Regions from separate parts of the Homo sapiens genome. Here region 1 is linked to region 2. Evidence: chromatin loops called from intact Hi-C (ENCODE). Cell type or tissue: heart left ventricle. All regions are shown on one strand. Each heading gives the region's core, and the rest is flanking DNA. Links, peaks and the distances in the headings are about the cores only.

Evidence for each region. A loop is a pair of places that touch in the nucleus more often than their neighbours do. Peaks named below come from ENCODE experiments on the same cell type or tissue, not always from the same donor. Only the 100,000 strongest peaks of a DNase experiment are listed, where the experiment ranks them.
Region 1: it touches region 2 in a loop (3.0-fold over the local background); 3 of 110 quality-filtered maps call a loop at or near these places.

The regions. Positions count from the first base shown.
Region 1 is chr17:46,815,692-46,830,583 of GRCh38, reverse strand. It overlaps WNT3 (Wnt family member 3), which reads left to right and starts at 11,892. Exons shown (of 5, transcript NM_030753.5): 1 at 11,892-12,066. The coding sequence starts at 11,987. It also overlaps a transcript of LRRC37A2 not described here. RefSeq lists an enhancer at 10,250-10,837. In heart left ventricle, for the core only: a CTCF peak has its summit at 8,079 (motif pointing right); DNase peaks (open chromatin) are centred at 8,067, 10,499, 11,339 and 11,783; H3K4me3 peaks cover 1,187 bases; H3K27me3 peaks cover 7,493 bases.
Region 2 is chr17:46,874,802-46,882,801 of GRCh38, reverse strand. It overlaps WNT9B (Wnt family member 9B), which reads right to left. Exons shown (of 4, transcript NM_003396.3): 3 at 7,436-7,701; 4 at 2,242-6,557. The coding sequence ends at 6,084. It also overlaps a transcript of LRRC37A2 not described here. Among named protein-coding and RNA genes, the nearest start is that of WNT9B, 27 kb to the right of the region's middle. RefSeq lists enhancers at 3,974-4,473, 5,783-6,383. In heart left ventricle, for the core only: no CTCF peak of the experiment used is centred there; DNase peaks (open chromatin) are centred at 4,559 and 5,174; H3K27ac peaks cover 1,294 bases; H3K27me3 peaks cover 65 bases.

The DNA of each region.
Region 1 (14,892 bases), core at 6,893-14,892, 59 kb after region 2:
CCATGTACTCTGATTTGGGATTCAGAAATATGATTTCTGGCCAGGTGTGGTGGCTCATGCCTGTAATCCCAGCCCTTTGAGAGGGGAGGATCTCCTGAGCCCAAGAGTTGGAGATCAGCCTGGGCAGTGTAGGAAGAAGACACCATCTCTAAAAATAATAAAAAGTTAGGCAGGTGCGGTGGTGCATGTCTGTGGTCTCAGCCACTCAGGAGGCTGAAGTGGGAGGATTGCTTGAGCCCGGGAGGTCGAGGCTGCAGTAAGCCGTGTTTGTGCCATTGAACTGTAGCCCAGGCGACAGAGCGAGACCTCATCTCAAAAAAAAGAAAGGAAATATGATTTCCCACATTACCACACCTGCTGATGTGCATAGCAAAAGGCTGGGTGTGGGGGTGGGGAGGCTATGGTAGGCAAAGGTAGGGGTGGGTGATGAGGATGAGGGGAGGAAGGCTTTTGGGCAGTCTGAGAAAAGCAAGAGAGCTGGGAACATCTCGTCACCAACAGTCCTCAATCACTAAGACAGCCTGGTTAGGATTCTGCCATTATGTTTGGTCTCATGATAATAACAGGTCTTAGGAAGTCAGCCTGTGTTATCTACTAGATGCCCTGAGCTTTTTGGGTAAACTATGCCATTTAACCCTGCCAAGGGTGGAATTAGTATACCCATTTGCCAGATAAGAAACGGCCACAGAGAGATCTAGATAACTTGCCCAAAGTCACAGCTCAGCAGCAGGGAGCCAGGATGTGAACTTGTTCTTTCTGATCACAGAACTCATGCTCCCCCCACCCCACCACAGCATCACTTTGCCCCCACCCCCTACTCCCATCCCAACCTGAGGCTATTTGGCCAGTGAGGACCAGGCCTTAGGAGATAACCATCCCCTCAGGTGAAAGAGTGAGTCCCAGTGTCCCCAGGCAAGGCTTCCACCAGCCCCTCCCAGCAGAGACTTTAGGAAGTGCTCCTGTGTGGCATGGCTGGTGGGGCTGTGCCCCTCCATCCCCGAAACACACTCAGGGAGCCTGAGAATGGCTCCTAGACACCTGAGAATGAAGGGCAGAGGGGAGACTGTAGGAGGCAGGTGGCTGGGCTGCTGCTTTTTCTCTTTTTAAAAAATTGAGGCCAGGCGTGGTGCCTTACACAGTAATCCCAGCACTTTGGGAGGCTGAGGCGGGTAGATCACCTGAGGTCAGGAGTTCGAGACCAGCCTGGCCAACATGGTGAAACCCTTTCTCTACTAAAAATACAAAAAAATGAGCCAGGCATAGTGACACATGCCTGTAGTCCCAGCTACTGGGGAGGCTGAGGCAGGAGAATCACTTGAATCTGGGAGGCTGAGGTTGCAGTGAGCCAAGATTGCTCCATTGCACTCCAGCCTGGGTGACAAGAGTGAAACTCTGTCTAAAAAAAAAAATTGAAATATAATTTGCACACCATAAAAAAATCACCATTTTAAAGTGCACAATTCAGTAGCTTCCAGTATATTGAAAAAGTTGTGCAACCTTCACCACTAATTCCAAAACATTTTCATGAACCTCAAACCCATCAGCAGTCAAGTTGCAGCCTCTTTAGGAAAATGCAAAGGCAGCACTGGGCAGAACTACATTCTTTCTGTTTGTTTGTTTTGTTTTTGTTTTTGAGACAGGGTCTCACTCTGTCACACAGGTTGGAGTGCAGTGGCTCACTGCAACCTCTGCCTCTTGGGCTCAAGCGATTCTCCAGCCTCAGCCTCCTGAGTAGCTGGGACTACAGGCACGAGCCACCAACACCTGGCAATTCTTTTTTTTTTTTTTGTAGAGATAGGGTTTCACCAAGTTGCCCAGTCTGGTCTCAAACTCCTGAGCTCAAAGCAATCTGCCTGCCTTGGCCTCCCAAAGTGCTGGAAATACAGGCATGAGCCACCGTGCCCGACCTGGGCAGAACTACATTCTGGATGCATCTTAAACCTCACCTCAACCCTACACCCTCCCTTTTGTTGTTTCCTTTCTCCCCACAAGTCATCTCAGAATGAGGCTCCCAGCTCCAGGCTCCAGTTGCAACCTCACCCCCACCTAGACAAACCCTCAAATCAAGAAAAAGAAGCCCTGGCAGGGCGTGGTGACTCATGCCTGTAATCCCAGCACTGTGGGAGGCTGAGGTGGATGGATCGCTTGAGCTCAGGAGTTCAAGACCACCCTGGCTGGGCAACATGATGGAACCCCATCTCTACCAAAAATTTTAAAAAATTAGCTTGTTGTGGTGGTGTATGCCTGTAGTCCCAGCTCCTTGGGAAGCTGAGGTGAGAGGATCATTAGATCCTGGGAGATGGAGGTCGCACTGAGCCAAAATTGTGCTGCTGCACTCCAGTCTGAGTGACAGAGTGAGACGCTGTCTCAAAAAAAGAGAAAAGAAAAAGAAATCCAAAGGAAAAAAAGAGAGAGACAGAGAGAAAGGAAAAGAGAAAAGAAAAGAAATTTCTGTTGGCCAGGCCCGGTGGCTCATACCTGTAATTCCAGCACTTTGGGATAGGCCGAGGTGGGCGGATCATGAGGTCGGCGGATCATGAGGTCAGCGGATCGAGACCATCCTGGCTAACATGGTGAAACCCCGTCTCTACTAAAAATAAAAAAAAATCAGCTGGGCGTGGTGGTGGGTGCCTGTAGTCCCAGCTACTTGGGAGGCTGAGGCAGGGGAATGGTGTGAACCTGGGGCGCGGAGCTTGCAGTGAGCCGAGATTGCACCACTGCACTCCAGCCTGGGAGACAGAGCAAGACTCTGCCTCAAAAAAAAAAAAAAGAAAGAAATTTCTGTCTCAAAAAAAGAGAAAAGAAAAGAAAAAGAAATCCTAACACTCATCCATCCTTAAGTAAAAGCAACTCACCTTGTAAGTCAGTCTCCACATTTAATCCAACTACCCTACACTAGACATGATGGGTGAGGAGGATACAGATAGTTAGGAGGCCTTTGGCTACAAGTAACAGCCTCAAGTGGGCTAACGAACAAGGAAAATGTATTATTTCATATCACAAGAAGTTCCAAAGCAGGACTCCTCTGAAGGCAGTTAGTGTCTCAGCAATGGTGTCAGAGATGAAGTTTGTTTCTCTCTCTTGGCTCTGTCTTCCTCTGCCGGTCAGCTTCATCTTCAGGCAGCTTTCCTCATAGTCACAGAATGGCTGCTGCAGCTCCAGGTATCCCAACCCAAAACAACAATGTCCAAAAGCAGGGAAAAGATATTTCTTACTGTGTGTCATTTTAAGAGCCCCAAAAACTCTTCCCAGAAACCTTCTTGCACCCTTCAGCTGACCTCCCTCAGGCACATGTCACCCAGTTTAGGCCAATCCCTGGCAAGCAGAATGGGTCCCCGTGATTGACTTAGATCAGTCAGGATTTACCTCTGAGCAAGGTAGGGGAGGAGTAAAGACCAGAACAAACTGGGGGCCTCTGCCATCCTGGAGGAAGGGACCACCAGCAGTGTGAGCTACACTAAATCTAAACAGAAGCCTGTCTTCCAGAAGTTCAAAAACAGCAGCTGAGGCTGGGCATGGTGGCTCATGCCTGTAATCCCAACACTCTGGGAAGCTGAGGTGGGTGGATCATTTGAGGTCAGGAGTTCAAGACCAGCCTGGCCAACATGGTGAAATTCTATCTCTATTAAAACTACAAAAATTATCCAGGCGTGGTAGCTTGCATCTGTAGTCCCAGCTAGGAGGACTGAGGCAGCAGAATCATTTGAACCCAGGAGGCAGAGGTTGCAGGTTGCAGTGAGACAAGATCACTCCAGCCTGGGTGATAGAGCGAGACTTCATCTCAAAAAAAAAAAAAAAAAAAGAGCAGCTGATTGCCACAGAGGGAGGGAGTGGATGCTCACCGATCATTTTACATGTCCCAGGTGCCATTTCAAACACAGCAGCTATCACTCTGCTGAATAGGCAATTGTCTTTTTGAGACAAGTGTTATTATACCCATTTTGCAGTTGATGAAGCAGGTACAGAGAGGTTAGATAATATGCTCAGTGTCACATAGTAAGAGGCAGAGCTGGGATTCACTGGGGTTGTGGTAGACCTGGGCTCTAACGCAACCACTCAGAGAGGATTTCCCAGTCAGACATGTGAATCCCCATTCAGGCCTTATCTAGAAGCCAAGACAAAGGTGCATAAGAGGTGGGTCCTGCTGGGATGTGGGAAATGCCAGGCAGATGTCCCTGCTTAGCCCAAGGGCCCTCCAACGTCTGTGCCAGCTGTGCCTAGGCCCTTGCCAGTGAGGCAGCTGTGACCCCATTCCCAGCCCACTGGGCCTCCATCCATGTGATTAGGCTCCCAGGACTCAGGGCCCATAGCTGGCCACCCTGAGGTCCCAGCAATGACAGCTACTGGCCATACTGGTCTGTGGAGAAGGTGGTTAGTTGGCAGAGTTCTGGAAGGTGCAAACCAGGACTTCACTAGAAATTTCTTCACCATCTCCAAGGATATTATCAGGCTTGTTCTATTCTATCTCCCTAATGTGCCCCCACAAAAGTCTTCCCCGCAAGACCCCTGAGATGGAGAGAACTTCCACACCTCTGTTTTGTTTCGTTTTGTTTTGTTTTCTTGAGACAGTTTAGCTCTTGTTGCCGAGGCTGGAGTGCAGTGGCACGGTCTTGGCTCACCGCAACCTCCGCCTCCTGGATTCAAGTGATTCTCCTGCCTCAGCCTCCCAAGTAGCTGGGATTACAGGCATGCGCCACCATGCCCAGCTAATTTTGTATTTTTAGTAGAGACAGGGTTTTGCCACATTGGCCAGGCTGGTTTCAAACCCCTGACCTCAGGTGATCCGCCCACCTCGGCCTCCCAAAGTGCTGGGATTATAGGCATGAGCCACCATGCCTGGCCTGGTTTTGTTTTTTAAGGAAACATTTACGTATTTGGTCCTCTGATGAATGACTGTCCCCAGCAGATGGCAAGTTCCTTGCAGGCCAAAACCTGGGCTGCTTTTGCTCATCAGTGCTCAGCTGCCAAGGGGCAGCTGCACACAGAGTTGCTCCATGAAGATGCGTTGAAGAAATGGACCAGGTGAAATTCACAGAGCACCTACTGTGTGCATCAACCGGAGCTGGGTTATAAGGAAGAAGGCAGACTCCTTGAGGGTAGTCCCATTCCTCGTGGAGCCTTGTCCACAGCAGGCATGCAGTCAATGTGTGCGATGAGAAATACAGACACTTTCCGCCCTCAGAGCCCAGGCGGAAGGTGGGGGCCCATCGTGACTAAGGTTGGAGACAGAAGAGACCAAAGATGGCTCCAAGCCCCTCCTGGGTTGCAACCAGGGCTCCCTCCCCTTCCCTGCCTGCTTATGTCCCATACACAGGGGAGTGGAAGGAAAACTCAGGAGCTCTAGTTCCAGGTGACTGAGAGAAACCGTGGCAGCCACACACAGAGGTCTGGCTCTAACTCCTCAGGTAGGATCACAGCCATGCTAGGAGCTGGCCTTGGGTTAGAGCCCCAAAAGCCTTGGGCAGGCCAGCCATGTCCAGGGATGGGGCTCAGGGTTATGAGGCAATGGCAGAATAAAGGGGCACAGAGGGAGGCTGAAGAGAAAGAAAGGGAAGGAGAAAGAGGTGTGGCACATGGCTGGAGAGGCAGCACGAGGGGCCACCAAGCCCCAGATGCCCCCATGTGGCAGTGACTTCCCAACAGGCTGCCCACCCTTAATCTCATCCCACTGGAGGCAGCACAGGGTCCTATGAAAGGGACACAGGAACCAAGCGACAGAGCAGGGTAGCTGGGGTGGGTTGGAGTTGTAGGGGCCAGGGCCACTCAAGATAGGGGCACTGAGGACCCTGAGGGGCCACAGGGAGCCCAGACCTGAGTCAGTGGCCCTTCTATCTGAGACCTCGGCCCTGCCTGCTCCCTCTCCTCTGGGCCCATCATCAACAGTGTTTTCGAGGGGCTGCTAAGTGCTGGATCCCTCACCACTGGGGGTTCAGCAGTCTTGTGGAGGGAGTTTCTTTGTGGAGATTTCACAGTTGGAGACGGACAACATATGCAAGAAACTGAGCAGATATGTCTGCTATGTAGTATGTATAATCAGCCGGGCATGGGGGCTTACGCCTGTAATCCCAGCACTTTGGGAGGCCAAGGCGGGCGTACCACCTGAGGTCAGGAGTTCAAGACCAGCCTGGCCAACATGGTGAAACACTGTCTCTACCAAAAATACAAAAATTAGCCAGGCATGGTGGCGAGCGCCTGTAATCTCAGCTACTTGGGAGGCTGAGACAAGAGAATCACTTGAACCCAGGAGGTGGATGCTGCAGTGAGCCAAGATCACACCACTGCATGCCAGCCTGAGCGACAGAGCAAGACACCGTCTCAAAAAAATAATAATATGTGTAATCACATATTAATCACATCAGTGTCAGGGCTATGCTGGAAAATAAAGCTGAATAAGAGGCCTGACAGGACAGGGCTAGGGAGTGGCAAGGGGTCTGGAGGGGCCTCTCTGAAGTGGATATTTTGAAGTGGGTCTTGGAAGGGGACATCAGACAACATTATCCCGGATAAATCCTTCTGGAGAAGGCTCCTGGGCGCCTGAAGGGGGACTGCTTAGCAGACACTGACTGGGGCAGGAAGAGAGACCTGAGAGAGAGGCTTACTCCTTGCCTCAAGAGAAGAAGGAAACCCAATATTTTGTATTCACCATCCGCAGTCTGGCATTCCGTCAGCACCATTCTCATTTAACGCTGACAGCTCCCTACAAGGTGGAAAGTGTTATCTCCACTCCACAACCGAAGCCAGGGACTCAGAGATGACAGGCAACCGGCCAGTGCCCCCACCCCACCCCATTCCCTCCCTTCTAAAGGACTTTCACCGCAAATCGCTTTCCAAAATGCTCTGGGGAGGCCAGGCATGGTGGCTTGCACCTGTAATCCCAGCACTTTGGGAGACCAAGATGGGTGGGTCATTTGAGGTCAGGAGTTCAAGACCAGCTTGGCTAACATGGCGAAACCCTGTCTCTACCAAAAAAACACAAATTAGCTGGGTATGGTGGTGCATGCTTGTAATCCCAGCTACTTGAGCGGCGGAGGCAGGAGAACCACTTGAATATGGGGAGGTGGAGGTTGCAGTGAGCCGAGACTGCACCACTGTACTCCAGCCTGGGCGACACAGTGAGACTCTGTCTTAAAAATATAGGTCAGGAGTTCGAGACCAGCCTGGCCAACACGGTGAAACCCTGTCTCTACTAAAAATACAAAAAATTAGTCAGGCGTGGTGGCGGGCACATGTAATCCCAGCTGCTTGGGAGGCTGAGGCAGGAGAATCGCTTGAACCTGGGAGGCAGAGGTTGCAGTGAGTCGAGACCGCGCCATTGCACTACAGCCTGGGCAACAAGAATGAAATTCCACCTTTCTATATATATAATATATAATATATTATATATAAATATATATAATATATTATATATAAATATATAATATATAATATATAAATATATATAATATAATATATATAATATATAATATATAATATATGTGTTTATTATATAATACATATTTATTATAAATACATATTTATTATAAATACATATTTATTATAAATACATATTTATTATAAATACATATTTATTATAAATACATATATATATAAATACATAAAACTGAATGCCCTGGGGAGCTAGAGCTAAGACAGGAGGAACTACTGCCACAGGGAGAACCTCTCAGGTGCCCACAGCGGCCCCTGTGATCTCGGGATCCAGGAAGAACTGGTGACATCCGCCTGCCGCTGGCAGCCTCCCATATGTCAGCGGAAGAGGGAGGCATCCGCAGGGTGGATCTGGCGGTGCCCCAGTGCGCCCTGGACCGGCATCACCTGGGCCCGCTCGCCCTCCGCCTGTCTGGAGAGGAGAGGGGAGCCTGAAGCCATGCACCCCTTATCCCCAGCTAAGCTCCGGGATTGCGAGGTAGATTAAGGGCATTCACTCAGGAGGGCACCTGCTTAACCAAGATCCTCCGAAATCCGGGCTGCTCACCAGCAACAATTGAGGATGCCGGGCCCGCAGGGAGCGGAGTGGGACCAGGCGCGACCCCTTCCTCGCCTGCTGACCTCCCGCCTTGCTATCAGCACTGCCGCCAGGGGGCGCGCCCGCGCCGCTGGGCTCTGAGCCGACCTCCGCGTGCACCTGCGCTCCTTTGTGTGTTAGATTAACATCTGGTGCTTACCTACTATGCGCTTACTCGGTGCAGGTCAGGGGCTTCCTGCATTTCCAGGATGCAGCCTCTATGCCAGCAAACTAGGCTGGGCAGTGGAAAGAAATCCGATTTACTCCTGCGCCCACCACCCACGCTAGGGCCTTCCTGCTTCCAGGCTCTGCTGTCCAGCCTTCCAGTGGCCTCTAGGGAGCTCGCCTAAAACCGCTCTGCGGTTCCTACAGCTCCTAGGAGAAAGTTAAACGCCCTCCTCTCCAGGTCAGAGGCCTTGGAGCCCCCTATGTGCTCCCTTTGCACTGTTCCTCCATAAGCCCTGTGGTGTTAGGCCTTCGGCCCTTCGCACTTCCCCACCTGCTTCCCCGCTGCAACGGCTTCGCCTCTCCCTTTACCCCCCCAGGTTGGTCCGGCTCCCGACTCCCGCCTGGCAGCCCCAAGACCTGTTTCAAGCAAAAATGAATGGCACAGTGCCTGGATCGGAGATTTCCTCCTCCTTCCCCGCGACAGACGGGTAGCCCCATGAGGGCGGGCGGGGGCCTGGCCACCGGATTCTTTGTCTACACGGTGCCTCCGCAGGGGGTCCAGTGGAGCCTCACTGAATACACAGCGGCAGACTCTGAGCCCCGGGGGAGTGCACATCAAAAGGAACCTCCGAGCCAGCTAGAGAGAGGGGTTGGGTTGGGACTGGGGTCCCCTTCCCAGGTCTAAGGTCCCACACATTCACACACACAACAAAAAGTGCTTCCCACGTGCCACCCCATGTCCCCAGGTCCCTGGCCCTTGCTGCCTCTTCTGCCCTCTTCCAAGAGACCACCCTTCCTTTCAGGGCGATGGCCTCCTGGTCCACCGGCTGATGCCTCCACCCCGCCCTCCCTTCCTGGTCTTGGAGTGAATTTAACCCTTTCTCCACCAAGTGAAACCACCCTGGGGCTTGGGGTACCTGTTAGAGAGAGGGTGTTTCTATCTGTGATGTGTGGTCAGGGGCGCCCGCCCTCCCCTGAGAGAAACCATTCCTGCGTTTCCACCCGCGGCAGCGCAAGGGGTGCAGGAGGAAGGAAATTAAACCTGTGTTGAAGGAAGGACACCTGGGGGAAAGGAAGGGACTCAGGCTCCCCTTGTCTGAGGAGCTTTCAAGTGGCGGAAATCCCCACACACACCTCCATTCACTAGGGGCCTGGCAGGGCCGCTGGTAGGTTCCAGTCCTCTCCTCTGTCACTTCCCAGGCGCACATGGCCAGCTCCTAGATTCCACCCTTCAACCCACTTGTTTCCTGCCTGATGCACATGACCTGCGTCTGAGTTCTCCAGGCTGCCTGGAGGAGGCATTCAGGTACACATGACCCCTCAGGGAATGATGTTCTTGCCCACAGCACCCAGGATGCTGGCTGGGCATATCTCAGCCAACACACACTCCCACCGACAGCCTCGGATCTTTTGCTCCCACCTCACAGGGTTGGCACCTGTGGAGTCTTGAGGCCCAGTAATGACCCCAAGAAGCCATCAAGTCCAGGCCCTGTCGCCCCACCATACTGCATCCACAGTGGTGTCTGAGTGGCCAGGGAAGGTAGCCCTCCCCAGCTCTCAGCACCACTGTCATGGGGCTCTGGAACTCCCGAGCCCTTGGGCAGGACTCCAGCAGGCAGCTCTGATCAGAAAGCCACCTGGGAGCCCTGTGGGTGGGACAGGACTCCAGGTAGGACCTAGCAGGCCTCCATCCAAGAGGGAGGTATGTGGAAAGCTCTCCACTGCCAGAGCCTTGGTCCTGAGGCTCTGCATTCATGGCAATGGTAACCCTCTTTCCAGGTGAATCAGAAACAGGGCACCCCAGAATCAGCCCAGCCATGAGGAGCATCTCTAGGGATCCCCATCTCTGCAGCCCCCACCAGGTTCACCACTCCTGGTCAGGTTCACGATTTTTCTTCGCCTTGCAGCTCCTTGGTGCTCTCCGCCTCCCCCCTGCCCCTTTCTTCCTCACACCGGTGGCTCAGCCTCCCCCCGACAGTTTTCTTGGTTTCTGTCTCAGCGTCTCTCTCATCTCTGAGCCCCTCTCTCTCTCTCCTCCTCTCGGATTCTCCTTTTCCTCCCCTTCCTTCCTCTCTTTCAACCTCCCCTCCCACCCCCTCCAGTCCAGCAATGGGCTGGGAACGCAGCAGGAGCCATGACAAGCCCAGGCGGCTCTCCCGACCCTTGGTGCCCCCGAGGCCATTTCCCCGCGCTCCCTGTGCCGGCAGCAGCCGCGTGCGGAGAGGGCTCGCCGACCAGAAGGGGCAGCAGGTTGGAGCTGTGGGTACGGGGGGCTCAGATCAAAGGCCAGGAATGTCTGGCCCCCTGGCGTAAGACTTCCTTCAGCCATGGCCCTCACCTCGTGGAACGCCCGCCGTTCCAGGCCTCTGTGGGACTCGGGTCGGCTCATTCTCTGCCCTTTCTGCCACAGTTCCCTACACAGCGGTCCCTGCTCCCCACCGGCAGTGCTTCCTTCACCCCAGACCGGGGCTGCGCAGAGTCCTGGTGCCTCAGGTGGCCTGGGAGGGGGCCTAGGGAAAGGCACCCAGGTGACCGGGCGTGAGTCCCCAAAACCTGACCATGATGTCAATACCACCCAGGGCTGAGACCTAATTCCTCGCTCTGGAGAGGGAGAGGAGAGGAAGCAAGCCCGAAGGGGGCCTGGAAGGACTCCTTTCCTGTGGGGAGGGGTGGGTAACTGGAGGCATTTGGTGTCCGCACAGGGCAAGGGCCTTTATCGCCAAACCCCAGGCTGGAGCTCCCTATCAGTAGAACCGGGGCCTCAGGCGGGACGGTCGGGCAGTGAGGGGCGCTCCGGAGGGCAGCAAGGTCTTCCAAGGACCTGGGCCGCCCTCGGCCAGAGCTGCGCGTTTCACCGGTCCCTGATGGTCCAACCGAGAATCCCACTGAGGCTGTGGGTCACGCCTCCGACCCGGGCCAGAGGTCGGGCCTGAACCCCTCAAGGAGGAGAAAGTGACCCGACTCCGAGAGCAGGAAATGCGACTGGCCGCTGGTGTCAGTTGCAGGAAATGCAAAGGCAGCAGGAGGTCCCGATACCGATCTGATCCCTGACAAAAGACTCAAATGACACTCGGCTCCGTCCCCCGGCGCCGCCCGCAGCCAGACCTTCGAGCCTCCGCGGACTTTTCCGCACGTTCCTCGGACACCCGGGAAGTGACCTCCCGCGGCCAGGACGAGAGGCCAGAGAGCGGGCGGACTCGGGAGGCTGGAAGCTGGGAGGGGGTGCGTTCCCCCACCCTCTGATCCTGACCTGCCCGAGCGGGGCTTCTGGAAACATCCCTGTGCTTTCTACCCTCGATTCCTCGCGGGCCCACGTCCCAACGGGTCACGGTCCCCGCCAGCAAAGGAGCCACCCGTTCATGCCCACGCCAAGCCCTCGCCATGTGAACGCCCGGGTCAAAGCCCCCGCGCCCTAACCCTGGCCAGCGGGGGACCGCGGCGGTAGCAGAGGGTCCGGCCCACCGCGTCCCCCCGAAGCCCCGCGGCGTCCGGGGCGCGGGCTTTGCCCAAGTTTGCTGGGCGATGCCCTTCCCGGAGCCCGAGTTGTGGGCCGGGCGGGAGGGGCGCGTGATTGACAGGCTGAACTACAGACTCATCTCTTACCTTAGGCCGCGGGCGCTGATTGGCTGCTCGCTGACATCCTCAAACCCGGCTGCTCCGCGCTGGGCTCGGGAGGGGGGCGGCTGCGGGTGGAGGTGCGCTTCTGACAAGCCCGAAAGTCATTTCCAATCTCAAGTGGACTTTGTTCCAACTATTGGGGGCGTCGCTCCCCCTCTTCATGGTCGCGGGCAAACTTCCTCCTCGGCGCCTCTTCTAATGGAGCCCCACCTGCTCGGGCTGCTCCTCGGCCTCCTGCTCGGTGGCACCAGGGTCCTCGCTGGCTACCCAATTTGGTGGTAAGACTCGCCTCTTGTCTGCCCGCGGCCCGGTTTCTCCGCCGCGTCCGGGGAAGGTGGGGGCGCCGGCTGGGGGTGGGCCGCTGCAGGGCTGGGGCTCCTCTCCTCGCCTCCCTCCAGCCCCCCACCCGCCCACCCCTCCTGGATTTTCTGCTGGTGTCGCCTTCAGAATCCAACTCCTGGCTCCTCTGATAATCACCATTTTCCCTGCTCCCCGCTGCAGGGGCTGGAGGACTTTTCCCATCTCAGAAGGTTTCTTATTCTTAGATCCTAACCCTCTGCCCGTCCCAATCTAGAGGCCCCCGAAGACCCCCCATTTGCTTGCAGTTGGGTTTCTGGAAATCCAGCACTGTCCCTGGGGCCCAGCCACTCCTCTTCTCCATTTTGGGGTCTTCATGGGCAAAACCATCCTGTTCCTTCACTGCCACCCCACCTCTGCCGGCGCCTCCATCAAGAGATTCCCCATAATAACCCCCCTTTGCCTTCCTATTTCAGACCCCAAAGGCTTCAGGGCTCCTCCCGGGGCAGGGGAGTGGGTGGGGGGATTTCATCAGATTCTCCCCACCGCTCTAGATTCATCTTGAGCCTCTGAAGTGAATATGGTATTTGCTGATCCGGGATGCCATTGAATTCGGATTTTATTCATTTCTTGCTTGTCCACCCTGGCAAAAGGGGGGTTCCTTGAAAATGTGTTGTCTGGGAGGGGTAGGCTTGTTGTTCTTTGACCAAAAATCCAATTCTCCATGTCACATTTCTTCCTTTTGGAAAACCGAGGACCGAGGAGAAAGGGAGAGGGAAGGGAGAATTCCGTCCCTGAGAAATGTGGATACAAAAGACATTTTAGTAAATAAGACTGGGAAGCCGGGAGCAGTGCTTGGGGGGGGCTGTGCGTGTCTGGGGGGCCTGGGTGAGGAATAAACATCGCTTTGGGAGCCCCAGCTCCAGGAGTCCCCTTGTTTTCCGAGCGGCCCCATCGCCGCTCTCCCACCCTCCGCAGGTCCCAGGGGCCAGAGGGGAAGACACTGAAACCAGTTCTCTAAATTACACTCCGCCTCTCCCCAGTCTCCAGCCCCCTACATTCCGGAAAACTTTAATTAAAGAATCTTCCCCTCCTGGACATAGGAGAGCCTTGGCCTGGGCGGGGGGAGGTGAGGAGGAAGAATTTGGGATCTGTGAGTGAGAAGTGGGCTGTGGCCCCCGGGGTGAAAGTCAGAAAGAAGTGCCACCACGGTGCGGTACCGCCTGCAGGTCCCCAGACTCCCTGCCTTTCGCCAACCCAGAGTCCAGGGTAGGAGGAGCAGAGACAGCGAGACTTGGGGGCCACACCCCGAGTCTTCCAGTTGTTTGGGGATGGCAGCATTTGTGTCTGGGTGTTTGGGGCTCCTGGGAGAGAGGGTGGGGACATGGCCAAGGGTCTCTGTTTAGAGGGTGCTAGGAGTTGCTCCCAGGACAGCCAGCCAAGGGGAAGTCTTTCTTCTGCCCAACCCACACTTTTCCGGGGGGCTGGGCTAACCTGAGGCTTCCAGCACATAAAGAAGTCCATGGGGTGGCCAGGGCAGCCAGGGACTTCAGGAAGGAGGTTCGGCCAGTCTGGGGAAAGGCTGCTGCCAACACCAGTCCAGCCTCACCCGGCCATTCCTGACCCTCTTCCCATTCCCGGGCCAAGGCCATGCCGTTTTTCGCCTTGCTTTCGCAGAGACTCTGGTGGGTTGGGGGAGGGTAGGAAGGAAAGGTTTGGCGGCCCATAGGTGGCAGGGACTGAGGAAGAGAGACCAGTCTCTCCGGCCCTATGAACTAGAAGAGGGCACTCTTCCAGTTGGTGTAGATTCTGGTGTGAAATGGTATCTTGGGGACCATCTAGATAGGGATTGCCCAATAGGAAGAAACGCTGGGGAAACCTGGAAGGTCAAGACATTGGCCCTAACATAATGCTAGACACATGGCTTGTTTGGGAATTTGGTGGGGGACAGGAATGCTGCTTTGTCTAAGCCAAGGAGAGAGGTGTGTGTGTGTGTGTGTGTGTGTGTGTGTGTGTGTGTGTGCGTGTGTTCTGGGTCTATGACCCTAAGAGGTGTTTTCTATACACCAGTGTGTCTCTGTGTGCAAAAGTGTTTGTGCCTGCAACTGGGCTACTATGGATGTGAAATCGTGTGGGCGTGTTGGGGGATCCATGCCCACGACAGGTTGTGCTGTGTGTGTCTGCACACGAGTGTGAGCAAGTGGCTGGTGCTGTGATGTGTGTATGTACATGTGTAAGAGACAGAGAGAAGTCTAGAAGTATCTTTGCCCATGTAAAGGTCAGAGCCTGTGTCTGCCTGTGACGCTGGGCTTGACTGTGTTCATGACTGGGCATGTGAGTGTGTGTGTGCGTGCGTGCGTGTGTGTGAGTGTGTGTGTGTGTGTGTACGTGCGCGCGCATGCCTTCATGACAGTGTGGGGAAAGCCCCACAGATGTCTTTGTGCATGAATATCAGTGCTCATGGCCATGACCTGATTGTGCTTGTAAGGAGGAGAGTGAGCCTCAAGTCCATAGCTGTGTGAGGGCTGTGTCTGAGTCCGCCTGTGATCCTGTCCCCAGGTGCTGGGCCCAGGGCTGTGTGGCTGTGAATATCTTTGCAGACATCTACCTGTGGGTATGAATGACACCTGAGCTTGGGTGTTTGGTGGGCAGCCATGGGCCTGGAGGGAAGGTCCAACAGGAAGCAAAAGTCTCACAAGGTGGCTGCAGGGGGCACAGCTGGCCAGGGATGGCAAGCTAGAGAGGCAGGGGCACAGGCTTCCTTGACACCAGCTTGTCCTGTCTGTCCAGGCACTAGAGTCACTGGC
Region 2 (8,000 bases), core at 1-8,000:
ACCTAGTCTCATTACCATGGCATCTAGGACCCTGTCACGTGCCTCGTGCACCATAGGCCACCAATCCGTGTTTGCTGCATGATCGGTTGCAAGAAGGAACTCCAGGTGAGAGATGGAGCGAAGTCAAGAATCGGAAAGAAATGGGAAGGGTGGGGGCAGGCATAGGATGCTTCCCGCCAGTGCCTCTCCCTCCAGAATGTCCCCATCCCCATCATGGGTGAGCCTGTAATCCCAGCTACTCTAGAGGCTGAGGCAGGAGAATCGCTTGAACCTAGGAGGTGGAGGTTGCTGTGAGCCGAGATCGCACCACTGCACTCCAGCCTGGGCAACAAGAGCAAAACATCCTGTGGCTCCTTACAGCATGCACAGAATAGGATACACATCACCCAAGCAGCTTATTGCCAAAATGTTTAACCTGAATCCAAGTACAAGGAAACGATCAGGCAAATCTCAGTTGAGAGGTATTCCACGAGACATGCAGCCTGGACTCTTCAAACTATCACTGTTATGAAAGCAAAGAAAGAGGGGGACTGTTCTAGATTACAGGGAGCTGGAGAGACATGAAAACAACGTGCAATGCCTAATTCTTGAGTGGATCCTGGGCCAGGAAAACATGTTTTAAAAATTTTTTAATTTTAATTTTTTAGAGACAGGGTCTCACTCTGTCGCTCAGGCTGGAAGGCAGTGGTGCAATCACAGCTCACTATATCCTCGAACTCCTGGGCTCAAGCGATCTTCCTGCCTCGGCCTCTCCAATCGCTGGGATTATGGGTGTGAACCTGTGCCTGGCCAGAAAATAATGTTATAAAGGACATTTTGAGGGACAATTGGGGAAGTCTGAATATGGACTATGTAGTAGATAATTTTTGTCAATGTTACATCTCTTAGATGTGGTGATGGCCTTGTGGTTCTGTTGGAGAATGTTCTTGTCCTTAGGAGATACATGATAAAGTATGTAAGTGTCTTGGTGTCTGCAAAGGTCTCACAAGTGATTCAACAAGATAGATATTGCAAATGCAAAGACAGAAAGCACATGTGGCTGTTTTTAAAGGAGGAGGGATATTGCGGGTAGGGTACCCACCTAGTGACTGTCTCAACAAGCCCCGGTCCTCCTGGAAGATGGTGGCATTGAGCAGCTGGAGGTGGAGGGGTCTGCGGGCCTGTTTGGGAACTAGATTATGAGCAGGAACAAAGTAAGGCTCAGATGAGGGCAGGAGGAGGTGAGGATGGTGTATGGTAGAGAGAATATGGGGTTTGGAGGCAAAAGGCCTGGATCCGCTTGCTAGCGATATAGCCTTTGGTAAGTCACTTAACCATTTTGTGTCTCAATTCCCCTATCTGTAAAAAAAGAAGAAGGGTGTCCACCTTGTGAGGTTCAAGAGAGAAAATAGATGAGAAATCCCTTGATAAACTGGAGCCTGCTGCTGCATGTGGACGTGTCTGTCATTACTCAGAGCCAGCTGGTCTCCAGGCCCAGGAACACTGGGTAGAAGGAGCATGTTAGGACGGGGATGCTGGTGGAAATGTAGGCCCCTGCAGGGCTGGACTGTGGGCCCACCTCTGCCTCCCGCCCTGGGGAGCCCAGTTAAGGCAATGTGGACCCCAGCAGGGCTGAAGAACTGGGGCAGGGCAGGCCTGAGCCAGGAGACAGGCACTCTCTGCTGTGCTTGGCTCAGAAAGAGGCCTCCTCTCCCATCAGACCCCCAGGAGGATCCTGGTGGGCGAGGCCTCCCAAAGCATGTTGGGAAGGAACTGTGGCCAGAAAAGGGACACAGGATTCGTGTGTAAATGACCCAAACCACTGCATGGCTGTGCTTCTCATTTCTCCTATTAGACTGTAGGTCCCTGAAGGCCCCTGGTTGGCTTCATCCCGCCCCACCCTGAGCCATGCTGCTTGCCATAGCATGAGGGCTCCAGAAATGCTTATCAACTCCAGGAAGGATGCAGGCTCTGGCCTGTCTGAATTGGTGTGTAATCCAGGATGGATTATTTCCTTCCTCTAGGCCTTAGTTTACCCAGAATCAATAAAATGGGGCGATCCATCCCTGCCCGACCTATACCAGTGTACAGAGGAAAAAAATCCCATACTTTGGAGGCCAGGAGATCTGTGTTCCAATCCTGGCCCCACTGCCTGCCAGTTGCAATGAGGAGGCTTCTCATCTCACAACCTCCATTTCCTTATCCATTACGGGGACCATGTCCAATGTGCAAAGTTATTGCAATAAATTGAGACAAAGTAAATGCAAATAACTGGCATGTCATTTATTGGTTTATTGTCTTTCTCACCCACTAGGATGTCAGCCCCATGAGGCAGAGACTTGGTCCTGTTCCTTGCTGCACCAAGCACCCAGGATGCTGCCTGGTGCTCAATAAGAGATCCCTAAATAATCATTGGTTGAATAAATGGACATAAGGGGTGCTCAATAAGTGATGGCTTCCATTGTTATTCTAAAGTGTCCTGAGACAGAAAGCATTTGAAGTTCATGGTTGTTGAGAAAGGAAAGGTTCAAAAGCAAGTAATGTCCAGGGTTGGCATGGGGCTGTCTGTCTGCCAGGTGATGAAGGGTACCAGGAAAGCTGGGCTTATCTAGACCAGGGGACAGGACTATGTGCTCATGAGAGGCAGGCAGGGGCATCCATGAGCAACGGGGGCACTTGGGGCATCCTGTCCATTAGACTCCCTCACTCTAGCTGCCTGCAGGAGGACATGCAGGCCCAGTCTGCCAGCGCAGCTGACTTTTGCAAAAGCAGCCAGAAATCCAGTGGAAAACAATTCATTTTTACAAGCAAAACACAAATGAGAGCAATCAAAATTCATCTGTAGGTTGGGAGGGGCCCAGTGGTGTAGCCCAAGCTTCTTGGGCAGTGTGGGCAGAAGGACCCCTTGGAGTGGCCTCCATGGGTTCCTGGTCTCTCCAGCCTTCTCAGGCAGCCAAAGCCCCTGAGACATGGGACTCCACTTGGGGGAAGTGCCAACATGCCATCCAGATCCAAAAGGCTGGGATCACAGCCTGGGAAGGAACTGCTTCCCTGAGTTCTTGGGCTCACAGTGGTATCCAGGCTTTGGGGCTCCTGGGCTCAGAGCAGGTCAGCCCGTAGTGCCTGGTCTATGGAGATGTTCAGTAAATATTCATTGAACAAGTCTCTTAGGTGTGACTTTGAGCACAGCTCTCCATCTCTGGACCTCATCTATAAAATGGCCACAGTAATGTGGCCCCACCTACCTCACAGAGATAACGGAGAAATCAAGTGAGATGAAAGGGGTAAAAGTTTTTGTTTCTAAATAGCAAAGTGCTTTACAAATGCCAGGTGTGGGAATTCTCGTTGTCATTATCATTATGAGTAAGACACTTTTGCCAGAGCAGAAGAAGGGGGCCTGGACCCAGAAGGGCAGAAAATCTACAAAAACATCACAAGGAGGGTCTGGATGGAGCCCACCAGGGCTCATCACAGAGCGGACATGTGCTTACCAGCTCCGAGACAGACCCAGTCATGGAATACAGGTTTGTCCTCCTTCCCAGCGACCCGGCCTCCTGCTCAGTGGGGGACCCGGTCAGGTCAGGCTGTATCTCCCCAGACAGAGGGTTTCCGGGAAAATACACAAACCCCACCTGTGCTGTCTGTGAAATATAGCAACTATATAAATAATATAAATACTTTCTCATATATCTTAGCTATATAAATTATTCTCCTTTGCTCTAAAAACTATATATTTGAGGTAGACAAAAATACCCTGTGAGCATTTCCCTTAAAGCTGTAGAATGAGGGGTCAGTGGTCACTCTAGTCCCCAGGGGCCCCAAGAGGGCCGAGGTGGGTCTTCAGGGGTAACTGGAAAAGAAAGGGATGAGAGCAAGGAAGAAGAGAGGGAGAGAGACAGACAGAGAAGACCCCACAAGCCAAGGAGCCCTCAGAACCTGCACTGTGCCATTGACTTGGGGTGTCCATGTTAGCAGCCAGCCACTGCCTAGATGCCTTAGAGCCTGCCCTTTGCCCTCCCACGACCCTGGCACTGCCAGCCATGAAGTCAGAATGCAGGTGGCATGTTGGTGGATCAGGGTGCTCTGGCCTCCACGTTGCTCCCAGGCCCCCTGCTCTGCCAGTGAGGTCCCTGCTGCCTTACGCCCAGCACTGAGCCTGGGTGGAGGCAGAGTTGGGGTCTCGGAGGAGCAAGATGGATTGGGAAGGCAGAGAAAATCTCCATGCTGTGGGGAAGTGGAAGAAAGGAGAAAACCAGCCCTCTCCCCATTTTTCTCCTGCTGCCAAGGTGTGGGCCAGGTGCTTGGGTCAGCAATGTCATTTTAACGAGAGGGGCTCAGGTCAGTTTGGCTTCTCAGCCGGGCCTCTGCAGTCAAAAATCCTTCCAGCATCCAGCAGACTGCCCTGATCCACTGGAGACTGGGCAGCTCCTCCTCGCCCTTGGAGGTCTCAGGGAGTTGGCCAGGGCACAGTCAGCGGGCCTTTGTCCTGGAGCTGGCACAGGCGAGGTTTCTGAGCATTCAGCTGATTCTGAAATTTCCTGTGTTGGTGAAGGGTCAGCAACTCTAGGTTTAGGGAGAAAGGAAGCTGACAGATGGGCGTGGCAGGGCCAGCAAAGTGGCCAAGGGCTTCCCGAAAGAAGTCACTTCCTCCTGGGTGGCATCGGGCCCCACTCTGGGGAAGTACAATGCCTCCAGCAAGGGGACCCCTGCAAGGTCTTCATCCTGAACAAGAGAGGCATGTGCAACAGGAACCCCCAGCCTGGTCCAGGGGCTGTGCATCCATGTGTGCCTGTGTGGAGGTACCAGTCTCTCCTCCTTTCACAGAGGGCCTTGGCAGGTGCTGCTGAAAATGTCCACAGGATCTGAGGAAATTATCAAAGTCACGTCTCCTCCTCAAGTAAGAGCCAAAGTGAGGGCCAAGTGAGAGGCCATTAGGAACTGAAGGAGGCTACCCAGGAGCCAGGCTTAGCAAGGACTCAAGCACCTATAACCCCAGCCAGGGCAAAAGCCTTAACTAGATGAGCAGCCACAAGAATAGAAATGTAACTTCAAGTCATAGCTCGTGAGCCAGCTGTTCTTCAGTATTGTGAACTCAGCTGGTATGGGGGTGTCACAGACCAGGCAGGCCCCAGCCACAGGAAGTCACCAAAGCTCACTCAAGAGCCAGCTGAGAAACTGAGCTCGCCACGTCACTGCCAGGCACCAGGAAGCTGTTGCCCTCCTCCTCTGCGCTGGGAGTGAAGATTCCTTTGGCCAGCAGGGAACACAGGGAGGGGCCGTTGTCTCCCTGTTCAACCTCAGGTGCACTGAGTCCCGCCTTGGTGGCTAGTTCTCCCACCTGTCTTACCTGCACTGGTGGTAGTTTTGAGCACGGCTGGGTGAGTGTGCATAACCCAGCTCTCGAGACAAGAATGAGGCCTCAGCGGAGGCATATTTGAAAAGCCAAATCAAGGACACAGGGCTCCAGGGCACAGATCTCACTCGGGTCCACTCAAGCACAGAAAGCTCTCCTTTCTCTGAACGGATGGCTTCTACCACCTGTGCTTTCTCCCCATCTCTGGCACAGCAAAACCAGGGGAGTGGTGGAGGTGTGTGACACCTGGAGCCCACTGCACCTGAGCAGGGCCACAGGACCCGATTGACCCATCTCAGCCAGGCTCCCGCCTTCACTTCCAGCTGGCACTGCCTGCCTTGGCATTCCTAGCCCAGCAGTTCACCTCCCAAGAACATGCTGGCTCCAAGCCATTCATCCCAGGAAGCAAGATGGAATAGCCCCTCTCTCCCGTCCAAAATTTCAGTCCTGCTGTGCTCTTGGTCTCCCTTATTTCCCTCCATGTCTTTCTCACTCTGCCCTCCTCTCCAAGTCCTCAACAAGGTTGGGGATGCTTGGGTTAAGGGAGGAGGCTTTGCTTCTCTTTGTTGAGTATCGAGGGAGGCAAAAGGCTGGCCAAGGAATGGTGGTGAGTGGCACACTCGTGTGCATTGGCACACATGCCGGTTTATGCATGCATGTGATGACAGTCTGCCCAGAGGGCCGGCTGGGCAGCTTGAAGGGTGCCACAGGAGGTCCTGGCAGTGCCAGACTGGCTTGCTGGGCAGTAGGCCTAGTGCTTGCAGGTGTACACAAGCTCCTCCTGCACACATTGCTGGCACTCCACGTAGCAGCACCACTGCACCTGGCAGTGGCAGGAGAAGGCCACCAGGCGGCTCTGGGTGTCATAGCCCCGCCCGCAGCACAGGCTGCTGCAGCTGGCCTCCCGGGAGCACACCCTACCTGCTGTGCCAGGTGAGTACTTGCTGGGCCGGCAGAAGCTGGGTGAGTCCTCCATGTACACCAGGTCCCCAGACCTTGGGGCCAGGCCTTTGGTGAGGCTGCCCTGCCTGGCAGGGGCCCACAGCTCTAGGCGGCCCAAGGCCTCATTGGTGGCACTGGACACCTTGACAGCCGAGTCATAGCGCAGTTTCAGCACCTGGCCCGTCTCACGGAACGGGGAGAGCTGCTTCCAGCAGGTGCGCACGGCACAGGAGCCTGATACGCCATGGCACTTACACGTGGTCCTGAGGCCACTCTTCACAGCCTGTGGGGGAGGCAGAACAGAGGCGTGGTCAGAGGCCTGGGCCCAGCAGCCAGAGCCTGCCCCCAGAGCACCAACCCCAGCAGGGCAGAGGCAGGAGAATGGGAAAGAGACCCAGGGTCTCAGCCCCAGCTCCTCCCCTTGGCCTGGAGTTCTTGTGGAATAGACAACTTACGCGACTGAACACAGCAGTCCCAGTTCACACCAACTGAGTGACTGAACACAGCAGCCCCGGTTCACACCAACTCAGTGACTGAACACAGCAGCCCCGGTTCACACCAACTCAATGATTGAACACAGCAGCCCCGGTTCACAACTCAGTGATGACAACTCAGAACTTAATCTCATAAACAGCTAGAGCACTGGTGTCTCCCAGCCTCCTCCCCTCAATAGACCAAGATACTTTTCACCCTCCAGACCTCCCACTACTGTGTAACCTCAGCCCCTTCCCTTCTCTGGGCCACTTCCATCTTCCCACCCATAAAATGGAGAAGTGGGCAGTTGCTCTAGATGGAGGTTTTCAAACAATGTTGGGCTTCCAGGACCTCCAGGAAGGCCTGGTCCTTGGAATGGAGACCCCTCTCCAAACATGTCCCTGCTTCACCAGACCTAGTCCTAAGCCTGGCTCCCACTGGTGACCACTGCTTCCACCAATGACACTCATGACCCTTCCATGCTTCCGCTGTGTTCCTGGCACCCAGTCACAGCCCAGAGTAGATGCCAAGGGAATGCTGGTTGAAGACGTGAAGTTCATCCTGCCTTTATGAAGTTCACGGCTCTTCATGTATTTTGGGGAGTGGGGTGCTGGCCTCCTTCAAGCCATGCTCCCCAGCTGTGTACCCTGGTGGGAAGGCACTGCGGGCAGCCAGGGACATGCTCACCTTGATGCCCACGTGGGTATTGTGGGCGTCTGCCCGTGCCCGCAGGTCCTTGTTTCCTCTCTTGGACCCCAGGAAGTTGCTCAGAAACTTGGTGCTGTACTTGAGGTTGTCACCGCACACGCCCCACTGCCAGGCCTGCCGGCTCTCCAGCCCCGGAGAGTCATCACAGGTGCAGCGCTCCATGCGCCCAGCGCTGCAGGCCCGGGCCAGGGTGTGGGTGAGGGCGGCAGAGGACACCGCGTACAGGAAAGCTGTCTCTTTGAAGCCTGGATCGGGCACCCAGGGGCATAGGGAGGGAGGAAAGGGGGAAGAGAGGAAAGGAGGAAGCTTAGAGGTTGCCTGCCGCCCTCTGAGGGCCAGAGGCGGTGGTGGCAGCGCTGTGATGGGCAGGACAAGAGAATGTGGCTTGAGGACACAGCTCCGGGTGGGTCTCCCTGTCAACTGCCCCTTAAATTCTGACTGCAAGTTGCCATTTAAATGGAACTTCCAGGCTGGGCACAGTGGCTCGTGCCCCTAATCCCAGCACTTTAGGAGGCCAAGGCGGGCGGATCATTTGAGGTCAGGA